2 separate regions of the Homo sapiens genome follow, and region 1 is linked to region 2. A link is a contact called in ENCODE Hi-C data. All regions are on one chromosome and are shown on one strand. Each heading gives the region's core, a stretch centred on a gene start or an enhancer-like site at or near the end of the contact. The rest is flanking DNA. Distances are from core to core; before and after follow the strand shown.

Region 1 (5,004 bases), core at 2,056-4,555, 1.7 Mb before region 2:
CTGTCTCCAGTGTGAAATCTTCTTTTAGGAGGAGTGGAGGGAGAGGGCGCGAAGGCTTAAAAGGGGTGAGAGGGTCCACGGCCAAGGGGCTCCCGGGAGCCTTGCGACCCAGAATCTCCGCGTGTCTGGCCAGGCCGCGCTGCGGGGTCGGGCTCGCGGCCTCGCTTTAATTGCTCTTGGACGAGGTCCATGGCACCCGCGGCGCGCGGGGAACCCCTCGGTGGGTCTGAAACTAGGTTAAAGCAATTAGCATGCTGCCAACATATTGTCCTGCGGCAGGGCCGTGAGTATTAGAGGCTATCCGCAATTGTACCTTCGCCCACCAGGCCGCTGCGGCCCACGGAACCACACCCCGCCTGGGCCAGGCCTGCGCCGCACGGGGCTACGGTGCCACGTCAATGAGCGCGTCTCCAGTCCGCGCTCGCGCCAACGCCATCTGCGCGCGCGCCAGGCCTCAGGGCCCAGTGCCGGCGCCCCGGCTCTGGCGGGCAGGGGAGGACGCCCCGAGAGCCCGGGAGGCGCTCTTGGCCACAAAGGAGACAAACCCAAGCCTGGACTCCCAGGCTTTCTGGCTAAGCGACCTCGGCCGCGCCCTCGCTCTTCTCCCCTTCGCTAGGGGGCTACCCTACGCCCCCCGCCTCAGGCTCGCCTTCTCCCCAGGTTGCTGGCCGAGGAGGGCCAAGTTCTGATGAAGGCAAAACGAACTCAGTTTTGGAAGTAAGCCTGTTGCGAAGGTGGCAGGGGTAGCGGGCGGCTTCTTCCTACCTTACCTAAAAGACCCTGGATTTTGTTGAGTGGCCTCCGAGTGGTCTCTAGGCTTTGGCACCGTAGCCTGTCCCATCTCCTTTGTGAGGAGTAAGCCTGAGTTCCAGGTACCTGATGCTGTTGCTGCCGAAGAGGTTGGTCACAGGGCAGCTCAAGAGTAGCCCCTTTCCCAGCCAGTGGAAGCAGAAAGGCCCATTCGCTTAGCCCACTAGCTCCCTGCTCCCACAGTGCACCGCGCGCTCACTTTTATACACCAGGAATAGACAACGTAGGGGTGACCTTGGGTAAGTCAAATGTCATCTCTGAGCCTTAACTTTACCATCTGCAAAATGGGAACAATAAATACTCCAGGATGTATTTGCATAGGGTGTTTGGAAGGTGGCCCAAAATACAGACAAAAGTTGCTGTGTAGGGCAGGCGACCTAGATGAAGTGCTGTCATAGAAAGTTGAGGTCTAATCCTCTAACCTACCCACCTTTAGGCTAAGTCTGAAATGTAGTTTCTTACTAAAAAGCTACACTTTGAGTCTCTGGTTTGGTTAATTTTTACTAAGTTAATTCTTTTTAAAGAGTATCTATCAAATCATGTACTCAAAAACCTTCAGGAAAAGGTGTAAATAGCATTTATTGACAACGCTTAGAAATAAACCATATCTGGCAATAAATAAGCAGGACGTTTTCTGGCCAGAGTTCTCCCAACAACACAGAGTTCAGGAAAATCATAGGCTATTGCATATTTTCAGAAAATCAGGATAAGTTATATAAATTATATATTTAAAAAGAAATCATCTATTTCATCAACTCAACAGGATAATAAATAGATAAATAATAAACAGTTGATTGCCATTCGAAAAATTTGATTCTTAAATTACATTTACATTATAGATATTTACATGTACAATATGCACAGAGACATAATCAGATCTTCAGCCGAGTCTGGGACTTCTCAGGACACAAACTCAAATGGTGGTTCGTTTTCTATGTTGTTGAAGGAAGATTTGCTGTTGAGTTTTCTGGGGTCCTCTGGGGTCCAGACTTTGGCTGTTCGGATAATATTTTGTTCCTTGAGTTGTTTTTCATCAGTCCATGAGAGAGAGTGTCCTGCTAGGGGAGGGAGGCCATAATCAGGGTCGCTGGGGGAGGGGGACCCTGGACAGGTGAGAAGAGAAAACAGACTGTGAATATCCAACCACATTCCCATTGGTCCCATCAGGTCCTTTAGGACCCTTTCCTGGGTGCTCTCCGGTTATACTAGAACCACCCTCTTCCTCCACACTTCAAGTCCCCACCGTCCCCTCCCAGGAATCCGAGGAGCTGCAAGTCTGGCGGGGACGCGCGCCCTTGAGAGCCGCGGTCAACGTGGCAGAAAAATAAAAAAAAAAAAAAAAACGAGAAACGCGAGCTCGCATTCAAGTTTTTCCGTGCCCACCGACAATCCGTCGGTCCGACTGTCTGCTTGGCAGTCAGCTCCCCCAGCCCCTCCGGAGCCTTCGAGTGCCCGACCCCTTCTCCCTGAGCTGGGAAGCGGAAGCACTTACGGGTGCCCCGATGGCAGATGATGACCTTCTGGGCCTGGCTGCCCGGGCTGTCCCCGCCCAGGCGCCCGCCGCCGCCCGGCCCCCCGCAGCCGCCCGCGCCACCGCCGCGCAAGGGCAGGTCGGCCTGCACGAGCTCGCTGAGGAAGTTGATGTAGCCGATGGCCAGGCGCAGCGTGTCCACCTTGGAGAGGCGCTTCTCGTAGGGCAGCGTGGGGATGTGCGAGCGCAGCCCCTCGAAGGCGTCGTTGATGGACTGCATGCGCCGCCGCTCGCGCACGTTGGCCGCCTGCCGCAGCTGCTGCAGCTCCGCCTCGGAGCGCACCCGCCGCCGGCGCCGCGCCGCCGCAGCCGCCGCTCCGCTCAGGCCGCGCAGCCGCGCCCCGGGAGACAGTACTGCCGCCCCGGCGCACGGGTAGGCCAGGCACGAGGGCGGCGAGCCGGGCGAGTAGGGGAAGCCGCCTGGGGGCGCCCCCGTCTCGCAGCAGTAGCCGCCGCCGCCGCCGTCGTCTGGCTCACCGAGGCCCCCCGAGGACGGCGGGGCGAGCGCTAGCGGGGCGGCCGGGGGCGCGGGCTGCAGCAGCAGGCACGCCCCGTCGCGGTAGCAGTACTCGTGGAGCTGGTGGCTAAGGAACTCCACCTCGGCCTGCTCGTCCGCCAGCAGCTCATCGCCGTCCTCCAGGGGGTCCCGTGAAGACTGGTCGGTGAAGAAGTCGTCCTCGTCGAAGTACGAAGAAGGAAAGGCGTCTAGGCCCCCGGGGAAGTGCTCCAGCAACACCGCGTCCATGCTCGCCGCCGCAGTGGGCAGCGGGACTGCCGGGCTGCGCGTGTTAGTTCTTGGTGAGTTTCTAAGGCCCGTCCGAGCCCCTCCCTCCCGGGGCCCTGGCTGGGGGCAGCTAGGCGGCCGCCGGGCTGCCCGCCCCCGGGCCTCCCTGGAGTGCCCGCGGCCGCTGCGCTCTGGCCCGCGCTCGCGCTGCGCTGGGGAGGGCTGTGGCGGACTTCCTGGAGCTGAGGGCCGGCACGCGAGGATTCTTATAACAACATCCATAGGCGCGTGCCAGGGACCCATCGCGCCAGCCAATCAGAGCGCGGTGTGCCGGCGGCGAGGGGGCCCGGAGGCGCGGCGGTGGGCGGGGGTGGGGGGCGTTTTGCTCCCTTTGGGAGCTCCTGGGGCGAGGAAAAGGCGGGGTCGCGCGGCCCGGGGCTCCTCGCACCGCTCTCTTCCCTCTCCTCTGCCTCTGCATACTGGATTCTGTACCTGCCCCGCGTGCGGCTCCAGGGGCACCTGCGTCCCGCGGTGCCCGCTGCGTACCCGCGCGCGCTGAGCAGCGCCGGCTCCTTCCGCCCTGGGACTGGGGCAGCCGCGCGCCGCGTCTACACGCGGCCAGAGAAGTTCCTAGGGGTGCGCGCCGGTGGCCCAGACGGCGAGAGCGGAGCCCGCGCGGCGATCGTCCTCCTCCGCGGCAGCCTGGGCAATCTAAGGGTGCTGCCCTCAGGGACCAGGTGGGTGCATTCCGCCACCCCCTTATCCGAGGTGCGCGGGGCTCCGGCCTGGGTTCTGCTGGGGGCTTCTGTCCCATCTCTGGACTTTTCAAGGGCTTTTGCACAGTTTGCAGAGTATATGCGGGTGTCATTGGAAGGTGATCCGGGCCCACTCCCACTGCGTTCCAGACGCAACACGGGGGCTGGGAGCGCACCTATGGGACTCCGCTCTGGAGCCTGGCTGTGGTGCCTGGTGCGGGTCCCCAGCGACATCGGCTCAGTGGCTGCCTCCCCTGCCCTCCCCGGCCCGGAGAAAGGAATGGGGAGACGGGAGGGGCAGCCCCCAGAGCAGCTCAGCGGGGCGCGTTTCTTCTGAGAGCAAATCTAGACCCTAGGGATTCTGAGCAATAAACTGGATACAAAAGGAGTCCATTGAATCGTCTGCTCCGGCGCAGTCCGGAGGGAAGGCATTGAAGTTAAAGGGCAGAATGTGAATCGTTTTCAAAGCCCGAGTCTCTCACCTTTCCGACTGGCCACAGGGACCATCCCTGAATGACTTGTTTTTTTCTTTCTCGACCTTTCTTTTCTGAAAAAAAAAAAAAACACAAAACGTATGCAGCTCTGCCCCAAGACAGACTTTATCACAGACTGCGATGCAACGTGAATTCCTCTTTTTAAGAGCAACAAAGAAACACTTTCAAGGTCTGGGCAATTCCGGTTAAAAGCCAGGCTGCAGCTTCCACCCCGGGAGAGTTCAGAAGCGCAGCCATCGTGCGTATTCTCTCTACAGAGGACTGAAAGGAGTCGTCCTCCTGGGCCGCTTCCTTTTTCAGGCACTTGTCTCACTAGAGGCTTCTGTTGGGTATTCAGACGCCTCTCAAATTCCAAGTCATGCCTCTTCAGATTAGTGATTTAAATACGCTTCTTGGTTTTAGACATTGCACTGTAATTAACTGAATTGAGAACAAAGAGTTAAACCAAAAGATATATAAGGTTAGAAGGCCAGAGATTGCCTTACCTTGAACTGCCAACAACCCCAAACAATTTTAACCCAAGGACTGACTGGTTTTCAGTAGTTTTTTCCTGTGTTAGTTTCTCAGCCTTCACAGTGAAGGAGTCGTTCACTATTTGCATATCCTTAAAGGCAAATATGGACAGTTTCCCGGTGATAGAGCCTGAGCTGTGATTCTCTGCAATTAGATTTCTCTTTCTGACCTCAAAGG
Region 2 (5,694 bases), core at 1,603-4,102:
TGAAAGAAATGCATTTATTGGGTGTAGTGTTTTGTTGTAATACTATGTGACGAGGCCAGTCAGGTTCTGTGCAGAACACTGGTGGATTTCTTTCCAAGCAAGAACAAAACTTTACAAACTTGTTACACATCAAGTAGGAAAAGTTTCAGGCTTAAGAAAGTGAAGCAGAGATCAGTGATTTTTTTAATGAAAGTTGAATCTAATAATTTCTGGCCCACCTCCTTTAGTCTGACAAATTATGTATCTCAGATCCTTGCTATCTTGAATCTAAGAAGTTGCATCTATAGATCATAAATCACAAAACAAAACAAAACACCAATGAAATGTTTACTGTGTGAATTTAAGTCACTATTTCTCATGGAAATTCAGTCTATTGTTTTTGTTTTTCCTTAACCTTTTAGTTCCTATTCCCTTTGAAATTTTCCTTTTGTCTATAAATGTTTCAGTTAGATCTGGATGGCCTCAGCCCCTAATTGCTGAATATGCTCTGTGGTTTTCCTCTTATTGTAAAGGACCGAGGCTGAGAATACCTGCATCCAAATACATTTGGATGGAGTAAACAGATGCTTTCAACTACCTTCCTTCCTTTCCTTCTTGAATGTTGCCATGCCAGGTGTAGGTTCACTGGATTCTTTTTTATTGGAATGGTAGATATGGTCAAAGTGAAAATTTGGGGATGGTATCCTTGAATTCTTGTTTGTATATAATTCCAAAGACCAGTCCATGTTATAGTTAAAGCCCCAGAAAGCTAAACAATTGGCTTCATAATCTCAGTTCTTTCCTCTTTGGAAAGCAATACAGAATTTAGGTGCAGTAAGTTGTCCTGAAAAATCAATCTGTAAAAAGTGTGACACACACATTGGAAGAGTGTAATTTCTACTCTTTAATTACTTCTAAGTTAAGAAAGTTCAAAGTACGGTGACTACTACACGCAGACTAGTACTTCTCTTGTTGGCTAAGGACTCATTGTTCCTAAATTATAAAGTGAGAATAAATTTGAAGTCTACAGATCTTGGATGTGGAAGGACTGTAAGATGGAATAAGCACAATTTAAAACAAATATACCCTGTGGAATTTCTGACATAAAATATTGGCCTCCAGCTTTGACACTTAGTCTCTAACCCTCAGAGAATCAATAGTTTCAGTTTATAGGAGCTGGAGAATGAACAGCATGGAGGCCGAGGCTTTCCAGAGTGATACCATCAAAAGGAAAGAAATTAAATAGTCAACACAAATTTCACCCCACAGTACTACCATAAGCCAGCCAACCACAGCAAAACCTGAGTTAGGGCTTCTGTAAGGAAAGTGTACCAAATAGTATGCAGTAACTTGCAAATACAAGGTATTCTTTCAATTCCTGCTAGCCCCTTAGTTGTTTCCCCATTCTGATATGGGAATTATTCTCAGTACTGTTTATATTATTTTGGTTGTTTTATGATTAATGACAATATCTAGACTTTTCTAAGCTGCTATAAATGTCCCATTTGTTCAGAAAGTTAAGCCTTATTGAGAAAAAAACAAGTTACCTCCATTGATAGATTACATTTTTACATTTAGATGTTTTCAGGGCATAGAATTAAAAACAAACAAAAAAACAAGCACTATATGACTCCAGGGTGACTGATTCCTGTGTCTAAAGTCCAACATTTACAGACATGAGGAAAAAAAGCAGGAAAAGGCTCTTTTTCTAACTTTTTGGGTTAACAAACTTATTTTTGGTCTCCTATAAAAGTAATTTCCTGATAAGACTGTGAAATGAAAATTTAAATATTTTTTTAAGAGGTGTGTGTACTCTGTCTTCCACAGTCAGGTTATCCGCCTTTATAGAAAATGCAGCTTGCTCTTTTTCCACTATTTACTTTTTAAAGTGGGTGTTCTTTTCTACTGGCTTACTTGATTACAGTGGAGTAATCTCAATAATGGTTGTTTATTTGAAAATCAACAAGGAGCCACCACTAAACAACAATAACACAAACTACATGGGGCTGGTGTTGGATTTTTATCTTTTCTGTGTCTGGGCGACTTTCAATGGTCTAGAAATTCCTCAAAGTTCTAATCAACAAGAATTGGGAGTTTCTGCTGATATGAAAATGACAGTTTTGTTTGCATGCAGGAAGAGATGTAGAAACTAATTCCTCAAAAGCATTTTTTTTCTTTCAAAGAGCAAAAACAAAAATCCTTCATGGTAAAGTTGTTTTTTTTTTTTTTTTTTTAATAAGCATTAGCATCTAAAAAATAAAGAAAATGTGGTGAGTTTTGCTTCACCTTAAAAATAACTTCCTGCTGGGAAGGTTGTAAAAAGGAGTTCCCAGAGCCAAACTAGGAAAGGGGGAAAAAAATGCTTCCCATCAACTAACCTCAGGAAATTGGCAAGGAGGAACAGGGCATCCACCTTAGCGAGTCCACCCGGTCACCCCAATCATACCAGGATTCTCCCCTTCCCTGTAAGGAAAAACTATTTTTGATGCTAGCTTTGGTTTTGGTTTGCTCCCTAGGCCAAAGGGCATTTTGCAAACTAGCCTGGGGGATGGGGACATAGGGCAGATCTAGGAGGTGGGGGAGGGCTGCATTTTACCTGTTTGGCATGCCCTCCTTTGCAAAAAAAAAAAAAAAAAAAAAAAAAAAAAAACAGAGTACGTGGGGAGGGCTTAGGGGGGCCCAGCTATCATTCTTCGCCCATGCCCTGGGCCCCCGCTCCTCTCTCGCTTCTTTTCAAACTGTGGCGGCCTCACAAGCTCCTACTTTAAAAGGCCTGAGATGTTTTGCATGAAGCCCTCACAATAGGGGTTGAGGGAATTGACAGTTTCAAAAACAAGGCGTTCAGTCCTTTCCAGCTGCCGAGCCCGCTCTCTCGCACCAACTCCTCGTTCCTCTCTGCTGGTGGCGTCCTCCGGGGCGCGCGGCCGCCCCCACCCCGCCAGCCCGCGCTCCGGCCGGCCCACCCCACCCCCAGGCTGTGTTTGTAAACAGCGGTCAGTGGCCGGGGGCTGCTGGCGCGGGCTAGGGGCTTGGCGGGCTGGGAAGGAAGGCAGGGGCCGGCTGATCGCGCGATGGGCTGCGGGCTAAGGGCCGGCTTGGGGGCCGCAGGGGTTTCAGGGTCCCTTTCCCCCTCGCTTGCCCCAGGCCGCCGAGCTCTAGGGCGCACCGCGCTAAACCTAGGGCAGCTCCGGGCTCTCTGGGCCGGGCCACCACCACAAGAAAGATGTTTAAGTGCCGCCATTTTGCATGGTGGCAAACAAATTTCTTTGTGACTTTTGTTTTCCCGCCCAGATCTTGCTGTCCTCTGAATGGGTGACGATGTCGACCCCCGGGGCGAGCGGCAGGGCCAGCGCCGCGGCACCTCCCGAGCAGCCTCTCGGCCAGTCGGCCTTGGGGCCAGGCCAGGGGCGAGCGGGGGGCGCAGGGCGCGCGGGGGCCGGCCCTCGGGGCCTGGAACGCCTCCCCTCAACTTGGCGCTCCTTTTGTGTGTCCCGAAGTCATCGCCCACCCTGGCACACGCACACGCAGCCTCGCCGTTTCTCACCTTCTCGCCCAGGCCTCATCTCCGCTCCCCAGGCAAATGGGGCCCAGCTCTTCGCATTGGGCGGAGGGCTGGCCAAGGCCTCCAAAAGGCGCGTGTGGATCGCCAGTGGCAAAGGGTTGGGGCTTTCCCCTGGGCCAGTGTGGCCGCGAACGCCTTCTGGGAAGTGGTTCAAGACCAGAGGCCCTGGGTGTTGGGGAGGGCGCGGGGGGCGCAGGCAGGGCCGGGCGCAACTCCCACAGTGGGAGGAATGGGATGAGGCCCGGCTGGCTGGGTTTGGCGCGTGGTCCCCATCCCTGGGAACCTCTCCGTGCATCTGCAAGGGGAATGATGGCCTGGAAACGGGAAACGTGAGAGAGTGACCTGGAAAGCCACCCTCGGTTGGGGAGGTTGGAGTGCAGCAATGCAAACAAAGCTGCTACCGGGGAAGAGGGGAAACAGAGGTGCACCGCAGCTAGGTCACAGGAAAGTGCAACAAGCTTGTTTTCCCGGGTGTTTAAAATGCAGCCCCAGTTGTAAAGTGTGTGAAATTACGCACTGGTCTCTTAAAGAGTGCCTAATTTATAGTAAATAGCAAGGTCTTTGTAAATGGCTTTATTATGTTGTTTCTTGTTAATTGTTGAGAAAATCCCCATTGTTGAGTGTGAAAGGCTTTATGAGCTAACCTGGTCCTCGGCGCAATCACAGGGCAGTAAATGGCCGCTCGGCCTCCAAGGCCCCGCGCGGGAGCCGTTGCCGGCCGAGAGTGCCGCGGGGACCTCTGGAGATGCTGCCTCGGCCTGAGAAGAAAGTGGCCAGGCTTTCCAGGTTTTAATTAATGGGAAGGCGTGTTTGGAACTCGCAGGCCTCCAAAAGCAGCTGGCTGAGTGCGGCAGGGGGAACCGGGCGGGCCTGGGGGACCCCGCCCGAGAGGGCTGCGGAGAGGCGGAGGGGTCCCGGGCTCCCCTCTTCGGTCACAGGCTGCTGGGGGTCGCGCCTAGGCCCGCGGGTCCCGGGCGCCGGCTTGAGCCGCTCTGCGGTGGGATTGGATCTTGGGCTTTGTCTCCAGTTCTCCAGACGCTTGGAACGCGGGATCTGGCCGGTTCGGCCAGGCCTGCGGAACCTGAAAAAGCCTACCGGGCCTGGAGACCGCAGGGTCTGCGGGGCAGAGCAGGCTCCGGGGACAGCTCCAGGCCCCAGCTCAGGCCTCTTGTCTTTTGTTTAAAGGGATCTCCATCTCTCTCTTCTTTCTCTAACCCCCTGTTTCTTTTCCCCCTCTCGCCCTCTCTTTTTCTCCCTCTCTCTCCCTCTTACACACACACACACACACACACACACACACACACACACACACACACACAGTCTCCATTAGAAACTAAAATGGAATCGGAAGACGGGAGAAATAAGAGGAAGGGGTTTTGGTTTTGTGTGTTGAACAAGGAAAAAGAATGTCTTCTTTAAGATAAAATATTCCTATCTCCTTTTCCCATCTCCTCCAGTTCCCTTTCCTCCCAGTTGGGACCTGAGAAGGGTATGGGCAAAACCAGGCAGGCGCTGGATTCCTCGGATTAACTTTGAGGAGAGAACCCGTTGGGGTCCTGCAGGCCGGGAGAGGACAAGCGGAGAGCGCCTCCCCAGCATCTGCCCTGCGGCCTTTCCCGGCACTTAGGACCCAGTGGGTCGGGGGAAAAGCAGCAGCCGCCTCTCCGCAGCCCCTGAGCTCTGGCAGTGCAGTTAGAAGGAAGACAATTCCTTACTGAGCCTACAAGCGTAGAAGAAAACCTGGGTTAGGTGGGCTGCATGTGAGGGTTTAGACATTAGCTAATGCAAATCACAAGGAAATGTTAATTCCAGTAGGAAAAGCCTATATTCAGCTATCTTCCTTCCCTTCTAAGATGGCCCTCTGCTTGCTTGCGCGCTAGCTCTCACCAAATTAGCTATTACGTGAAATCCCCCTGGGTTTAAGGCACTTGTTTCACGGATTCGCGTACAACCCATATTAACTATGCACTTTCTGCTATTCCTCTTGTGATTGTCCCTGCCTCTTCCTTCTTTGCAGAGAGTATGATGCATTTTATTTTAGTCCAATCGATGCATGCAAATACTGGGATAACACAACCCACACTTCTGCAATGGAGGCTGTTTTCAAAATTGAGTTTAGGGATCAATACTAAGTCGAAATGCTCCAAATTGCA

Evidence for each region. A loop is a pair of places that touch in the nucleus more often than their neighbours do. Pooled maps may share reads with other maps.
Region 1: a loop to region 2 is called in a pooled map, with 4 times the contacts of the local background. The contact joins the promoter of PTF1A here to the enhancer-like site in region 2. A Hi-C loop is called at or near these places in 6 of 50 pooled maps.

The regions. Positions count from the first base shown.
Region 1 is chr10:23,190,613-23,195,616 of GRCh38, reverse strand. PTF1A (pancreas associated transcription factor 1a) reads right to left here and starts at 3,305. Exons shown (of 2, transcript NM_178161.3): 1 at 2,303-3,305; 2 at 1,372-1,913. The coding sequence starts at 3,086. The coding sequence ends at 1,711. RefSeq lists an enhancer at 1-416.
Region 2 is chr10:21,507,689-21,513,382 of GRCh38, reverse strand. No RefSeq gene overlaps it. Among named protein-coding and RNA genes, the nearest start is that of MIR1915HG, 13 kb to the right of the region's middle. Within about 2 kb of position 2,852, at least 6 of the 41 ENCODE cell types and tissues checked have a DNase peak (open chromatin) inside an H3K27ac peak, as active enhancers do.